Regions from separate parts of the Homo sapiens genome. Here region 1 is linked to region 2. A link is a contact called in ENCODE Hi-C or POLR2A ChIA-PET data. All regions are on one chromosome and are shown on one strand. The core of a region is the stretch at or near the end of the contact, and the rest is flanking DNA. Distances in the headings are between cores, read along the strand shown. Region 1 has its middle 22 kb from the start of GTF2I. Region 2 overlaps GTF2IRD1 (GTF2I repeat domain containing 1).

Region 1 (3,613 bases), core at 763-3,262, 160 kb before region 2:
CTGGGGCATGCCTAGTGTGGAGCAAGTATTTGGTGTTTGTTGACTGAATGACTGAAGGTGAAGGGGACTTGAGTTGCCCAGGCACAGTGGCTCACACTTGTAATCTCAGCCCTTTAGGAAGCCAAGGCAGGAGGATCACTCGAGGTCAGGAATTTGACACCAGCCCAGGCGACATAGGGAGACCCCATCTCTACAAAAAAGAAAAATTTGGCCGGGCGCGGTGGCTCACGCCTGTAATCTCAGCACTTTGGGAGGCCGAGGCGGGCGGATCACGAGGTCAGGAGATTGAGACCATCCCGGCTAAAAAACGGTGAAACCCCGTCTCTACTAAAAATACAAAAAATTAGCCAGGTGTAGTGGCGGGCGCCTGTAGTCCCAGCTACTTGGGAGGCTGAGGCAGGAGAATGGCGTGAACCCGGGAGGCGGAGCTTGCAGTGAGCCGAGATCCCGCCACTGCACTCCAGCCTGGGCGACAGAGCGAGACTCCGTCTCAAAAAAAAAAAGAAAAAGAAAAATTTTAAAAATTAGCTGGTCCCGGTAGCTCATGCCTGTAATCCCCACATTTTGGGAGGCTGAGGTGGGAGGACTGCTTGAGCCCAGGAGTTTGAGATCAGCCTGGGCCACATAGGGAGACCCTCTGTCTGCAAAAAATAAATTTTTAAGTTAGCTGGGTTTGGAGACACACACCCGTGGCCCCAGCTACTCAGGAGGCTGAAGTGAGAGGATTGCTTGAGTGCAGGAGCTCGAGGCTGCTGTGAGCTATGATCACACCATCACACTCCAGCCTGGGCAACAGGCTGTCTCTAAATAAATTCCGTCAATAAATAAATAAATAAATAAATAAATAAACAAAGCGTGTAAAGGGCTGACACCATTGCTTGACAAGGATGCAAGGAATGTTTTATTGCTGTGTTTTAGGGAATGTGTTAGGTGCTTTGGGGATGCAGAGATAAAAATGGTACCATCTGTGACCTCAAGAAGTTTACGGACTTGTGGGAGGACAGCGTTGTGAACAGGTTATAATACAATCTGACTATGGCATCTGTAATAAGAGCCCAGAGGCCGGGCATGGTGGCTCCTGCCTGGAATACCAGCACTTTGAGAAGCTGAAGTGGGCAGATCACCTAAGATCAGGAGTTTGAGACCAGCCTGGCCAACATGGTGAAACTACGTCTCTACTAAAAACACAAAAATTAGCTGGGCGTGGTAGTGGGCACCTGTAGTCTCAGCTACTTGGGAGGCTGAGACAGGAGAATCGCTTGAACCTGGGAGACAGAGGTTGCACTGAGCCGAGATCACGCCACTGCACTCCAGCCTCGGAGACAGAGTGAGACTCTGTCTCAAAAAAAAAAAGAAAAAGAAATAGTTTACAGACTTGTTGGGGGACAGAGTTGTAAACAGGTCATAATATAGTCTGACTAGGGCACCTGTCATAAGATCCCAAAGGCCGGGCATGGTGACTCATCGCTGTAATGCCAACACTTTGGGAGACCAAGGTAGGCGGATCCCTTGACGTCAGGAGTTTGAGACCAGCCTGGCCAACATGGTGAAACCCCGTCTCTACTAAAACTACAACAATTAGCCGGGTGTGTTGGCACATGCCTATAGTCCCAGCTACTCAGGAGGCTGAGGCAAGAGAATCACTTGAACCCGGGAGGCGGAGGTTGCAGTGAGCCGAGATTGTGCCACTGCACTCCAGCCTGGGCTACAGAGTGAGATTCTGTCTCAAAAAAAAAAGAGCCCAGAGGAGGTGGGGAGTGGGGGCATTTGAACAATGCATAGAACTTTCCTGGTGAAGAAGGTGGAGGGTAGGGGGTAAGGAGGCAAAGAGAAGGGCTTGTGCAGAGATCTACTGTGTCAAGGTGCACAGGGTGCAGAGGGAATGGCACACAGCCAGCGCTGGCCGGGGCGCAGGGGAAGATGCAGCTCTGTCTGAAGAGTCTGTGGTCTGATCACAATGGGCCCTCTGTGCCAGTTGACTGGTTTGTGCTGAACACGTTGGCCAAGATGCCTGTCATTCCAGCCTCCGCTTCCAGGCGAAATTACACCACCCACTCAGGGAAGCTGGACTAAGCTGCTGCTGCTTTTTTTTTTTTTTAACAACTTTATTCAAGTATTTTATTTACACAGAATAAAATGCATTCGTTTTTATGTGTTTACTTAAAGGAGCCTTAGCAAATATTTTCACTCACCCGTGTCACCCCCACCATAATCAAGATACAGGGCTGGGTGCGGTGGCTCATGCCTGTAATCCCAGCACTTTGGGAGGCCGAGGCAGGCAGATCATCTGAGGTCAGGAGTTTGAGCCCAGCCTGGCCAACATGGTGAAACCCTGTCTCTACTAAAAATACAAAAATTAGCCGGGCGTGCTGGCGCATGCCGTGCCTGAAATCCCAGCTACTCCGGAGGCTGAGGCAGGAGAATGGCTTGAACCCAGGAGGTGGAGGTCGCAGTAAGCCGAGATCACAACACTGCACTCCAGCCTGGGCGACAGAGCAAGACTCCGTCAAAAAAAAATATATGCAACACTTCCATTGCTCTAGAAAGTTTCCTGTGCCCCTCTTCATTAGTTAATTTTCTTCACCACCCACCACCCCAGGCCCTGGCAATCACTGACCTGCTTGCCTGCTTACTTTCTTCTTTTTTTTCTTTTTTAGACAGGGTATTGCTCTGCAGCCCAGGCTGGAGCGTAGTGGCAAGATGTCAGCTCACTGCAACCCTGACATCCCTAGCTCAAGTGATCCTCCCACCTCAGCCTACTGAGTAGCTGGGACTATTTTTTTTTTTTTTTTTGAGATGGAGTCTCACTCTGTTGCCCAGGCTGGAGTGCAGTGGCACGATCTCGGCTCACTGCAAGCTCCGCCTCCCAGGTTCATGCCATTCTCCTGCCTCAGCCTCCCGAGTAGCTGGGACTACAGGTGCCCATCACCACACCCGGCTAATTTTTTGTATTTTTAGTAGAGACGGGGTTTCACCATGTTAGCCAGGATGGTCTCGATCTCCTGACCTCATGATCTACCCGCCTCGGCCTCCCGAAGTGCTGGGATTACAGGTGTGAGCCACCGCGCCCAGCCAATTTTTTGTATTTGAGAGTCAGGAGTTCAAGACCAGCCTGGACAACATGGTGAAACCCTGTCTCTACTAAAGATATAAAAATTAGCCAGGAGGGCTGGGCATGGTAGCTCATGCCTGTAATCCCAGCACTTTGGGAGGCCGAGGCGGGTGGATCACCTGAGGTCAGGAGTTTGCGACCAGCCTGGCCAACATGGTGAAACCCCATCTCTACTAAAAATACAAAAATTAGCTGGGTGTGGTGGCGGGTGCCTGTAATCCCAGCTACTCGGGAGGCTAAGGCAGGAGAATCGCTTGATCCTGGGAGATGGAGGCTGCAGTGAGCTGAGATCGTGCCAGTGCACTCCAGCCTGGGTGACTCTGCCAAACACACTAAAATAAAATAAAAAATTTTAAAAATATAATAATACAACTTTTTATAGGCCGGGCGTGGTGGCTCACGTCTGTAATCCCAGCACTTTGGGAGGCCGAGGCGGGCAGATCATGAGGTCGGGAGATCGAGACCATCCTGGCTAACACGGTGAAACCCCGTCTCTACTAA
Region 2 (3,812 bases), core at 1,196-3,695:
AGGAGGGGAGGCCAGGATCCGCCGGGCAGACGGCTCCGCGGTTCAGGTTTCCACCCTTGTTATTTAAAGCCTGAGCCTGGCTCCTGGCAGGCGGGCAGGGGCGGCCGCCTGCCTGCGTGACCAGGATGAGAAATCGCAGTCCTGACGCGGGCCTGCGTGCCTATGGCAACTGGCGTTGTGGCCTTGGAGACTAATCTCCGGGCTGTCAGCCGGCGGGGACTCTCCAGCAGGGCCACGGCTCCCTGCAAAGGCCCTTGGCTGGGGGATCGGACAAGGCTCTCTTCCAGTGGAGGAGGGGGCGCTTGCCCCTGCACTGGGGCCCCTGGCCAGGCTCACAGATCCACATGTTCCCACGGCCACAGCCTCCGTCACACACACACGTGGGGACAATCACAGGGGTGGGGACACAGCCACCAGCTCACAGGCACCAATACTCTCTCACACTGTGTCCCACACCGCACAGGGCCCAACAGCAGGTGCTCCTGCCCTTGAAGGATTCCCAGGCTGGCAGGGAAAATGACCAAAAAAATAGACTACTGGGAAAAAAAAAAAAGATTAAAACACAGTGCAAGGATTTGAGCTGAGTGATGGTTACATGAGTATACAAGTCGGGGGAAAATTCATCACACGGGATGCTTAAGATTTATGTACTTGGGCTGGGTGCGATGGCTCACGACTGTAATCCCAGCACTTAGGGAGGCCGAGGCGGGCAGATCACTTGAGGTCAGGAGTTTGAGACCAGCCTGGCCAACATGGCAAAACCCCGTCTCTACTAAAAATACAAAAATTAGCTGGGCATGGTGGACGCGCCTATAAGCCACTCAGGAGGCTGAGACAGGAGAATTGTTTGAACCCAGGATGGGGACGTTGCAATGAGCCAAGACCACGCCACTCCAGCCTAGATGACAGAGCAGGACTCTGTCTCCAAAAAAAAAAAAAAAAAAAAAAGATTCATGTACTCATGTACTTTACTGGAAGTAAATTATGCTTCAGTGAAAGATAAAAATAAGTGGCATGGAAGAAGCCCAGGACGGCGGGTGAGGCAGTCAGGGTGGGGCTTCCTGGAGGAGGTGACACCTGAGCTGCCGGGACCCTCCCAGGGGAGTTGGCGTTTGCAGGTGAGGAGGGGAGACAGGCACTGTGCCCAGGCCCTGCTCTTCTACAAGGGAGGCGCCTTCCCTGCCCCACCGCAGCACCCACCTCCCCTAGAAATAAATGCTGAATAAATAAAGACCTGTTTGAAGGAGTGCCAAATTACTGGCTGCCCAGGAAACCCAACCGCCAGCCTGGGCCGCCCACGTGTCCTGGTCGGGCCTGAGCGGGGCCAGAGGCTGTGGGAGTGGGTGGGTGGGTGGGGAACAAATCCAGCTCTGCATGGCTGGAGTGTGCAGGGCAGGGCAGGAAGTGGTGGGCAGAGACCAGCGTGGCCATTGGGGTGAGGCCAAGGATCTCGGAAGGTCAGCCTCGCTGCAGGGTGTGGGGCAGGGGTGAGACGTGGGCAGTGAGGGGGATCCCAGGAAGCTACGGCGGAGGAACTGTCGGGTCATGCTTGGAGTTGGGGAGCCAGGAGTTGCCAAGTCTCTGCGACAGCCCAGGCCAGAGACAGCCAGGCATGAAGCAGACAGCAGCAGGGGATGGAGGACGGGGCAGAGCTTTGGGACCAGGAGCTGGCGACGGGGGGTCCCAAGGGAGGCACCTGGAATGACCACCAGGTTTCTGATCCCAGGAGTTTGAGACCAGCCTGGGCAACATAGTGAGACCCCATCTCTATAATTTTTTTTTTTTTAATTAGCCTAGTGTGATAGCATGTGCCTGTAGTCCCAGCTACTCCAGAGGCTGGGGTGGGAGGGTTGCTTGGGCCCAGGAGGCAGAGGTTGCAGTGAGCCATGATCACGCTACTGCACTCCAGCCTGGACAATACAGCAAGACCCTATCTCAAAAAAAAAGGTGGGGCTGGTGGCTCATGCCTATAATCCCAGCACTTTGGGAGGCTGAGGTGGGTGGTTCAGTTGAGGCCAGGAGTTTGAGACCAGCCTGGCCAACATGGTGAAACCCCATCTCTACTAAAAGCATAAAAATTAGTTGGGCGTGGTGGCATGTGCCTGTAATCCCAGCTACTCAGGAGGATGAGGTGGGAGGATCGCTTGAGCCCAAGAGTTCTAGGCTACAGTGAGCTATGATCGCACCACTGCACTCCAGCCTGGGTGACAGAGCAAGACCCTGTCTCTAAACACACACACACACACACAATGCTCAAACTTTCCTCTCCCCACTGAGCAAAAGGGTGATGGTAATTCTACTGCTCTCAGCTCTGTGAGAGCCCCACGTGAGAATGTGTGAACAGGGCCTGGCGCTGGGCCTGGGGACACCAAGTGCCCGCTCACTTAACAGCAGTGATGACGGGGACGATTGCTCAAGCTGACATCACCCGCCGAGCTGCTGTCCACCCCTGACATCAGGTCCCGTGTTGCTCACAGTATATCTCTGTCCCTCCACGCAAGGGGCGGTTGGGGAGTGCTGGGTGGGAAATGCAGGCTTGGCACCCAGCTAGGGGTCAGGGAACCCGGGCATTTGGTGCCCCCAGTTCTGGCTGAGCCCCGGAGGCTTATCTGAGCTCATGTGCATGGTGCAGAAGTATTTATTTGTTCTCAGGCAGGCATCTGAAAAGCGTGGGGGCTGGGTGTCAGGAGACAGTGGGAGGAAACCAGCTCTGGGGCGGTGCCAACCCCTGGGGCCAGGCAGTGCAGGGGGGCCCTGGGATCCTGTCTCCCAAGAACCCTTCGCTTGCCAGACATAAACATGCCTTCTCAGAACAACACGGATGAGGAACATCAGGCCTTTTCTTGTCGGGAAAAGGCTGGACGGAAAAAAGCCCATTACTCGTGGGTGATCTAATCCTGGGGCGCTGGCTCACGGGGCCCCCAGCCCTGCCCGCCTGAGCCGGCTCACTCCCCGACCTCTACCCACCCATGCCCCTGCAACCACTGAGCCAACGGGTGAGGACAGGTGTCCCAGGGCAGGCTATGCCCTGCAGTGGGCTGGGGAACAGCCCACCTGCTATGTAAAACCTCAGCACTAGCACTGCCCCTCCCTGGGCCTCAGTTTCTCCATCTGTCAATGGAGAACCTGGGCTAGAAGTTGTCTGAGGGCCTTGCCATCCTTGGCCCCAGATGGAAGGATCCCCATGCCCCCTCCCTCCCCTGGCATCTGGCCTCCCCACCTGCCCTGACCTACTCCAAAGCATTCATTATAGTCACCCCATTCCAGTCACCCAGCCCTGCCCTGCCCCGTCCCACCCCAAATGCCCTCTGGCCCTCCCCGCACCTCTTTTTTTTTTGGACACAAAAAAAAAACTGTCGCCCAGGCTGGAGTGCACTGGTGCGATCTTAGCTCACTGCAACCTCTGTCTCTCAGGTTCAAGTGATTCTCCTGACTCAGCCTCTTGAGTAGCGGGGATTACAGGTGCGCACTGGCATGTGTGGCTAATTTTTGTATTTTTAGTAGAGATGGGGTTTCACCATGTTGGCCAGGCTGGTCTCAAACTCCTGGCCTCAAGTGATCCTCCCTCCTCAGCCTCCCAAAGTGCTGGGATTACAGGCGCGATCCACCACGCCCAGCCCCGTTCTTGCTTTAAACACTTGGATGCCCCATCTTCCAGAGCCCTTTCATCTTCTAGTCCCCATTCCAGAGGCTTCCCTATTTCCAGTCTTGGGCCTACCCACATCCTCAGCCCTTGTTCCCGTCTTTTAGATGCTGTGGGACGCTGACTAAGTGCTCATTTTCACCACACCTGTTAGGACCCAGTCCCTGAA

Evidence for each region. A loop is a pair of places that touch in the nucleus more often than their neighbours do. ChIA-PET counts read pairs that join two places held with the same protein, here RNA polymerase II (POLR2A). Pooled maps may share reads with other maps.
Region 1: a loop to region 2 is called in a map of PC-9, with 4 times the contacts of the local background. The contact joins two enhancer-like sites. A Hi-C loop is called at or near these places in 1 of 168 maps with a recorded cell type or tissue (PC-9) and 1 of 50 pooled maps. POLR2A ChIA-PET finds 5 or more read pairs at or near these places in 3 of 52 experiments (GM12878, WTC11 and naive thymus-derived CD4-positive, alpha-beta T cell).

What each region holds. Positions count from the first base shown.
Region 1 is chr7:74,634,215-74,637,827 of GRCh38, reverse strand. No RefSeq gene overlaps it. Among named protein-coding and RNA genes, the nearest start is that of GTF2I, 22 kb to the left of the region's middle. Within about 2 kb of position 2,012, at least 19 of the 41 ENCODE cell types and tissues checked have a DNase peak (open chromatin) inside an H3K27ac peak, as active enhancers do; they include PC-9, where a contact is called at or near this core.
Region 2 is chr7:74,476,889-74,480,700 of GRCh38, reverse strand. All of the region lies in intron 1 of GTF2IRD1 (GTF2I repeat domain containing 1), which reads right to left. Among named protein-coding and RNA genes, the nearest start is that of GTF2IRD1, 25 kb to the right of the region's middle. RefSeq lists enhancers at 153-202, 213-262, 313-362, 1,623-2,205, 2,206-2,787. Within about 2 kb of position 2,445, at least 34 of the 41 ENCODE cell types and tissues checked have a DNase peak (open chromatin) inside an H3K27ac peak, as active enhancers do; they include PC-9, where a contact is called at or near this core.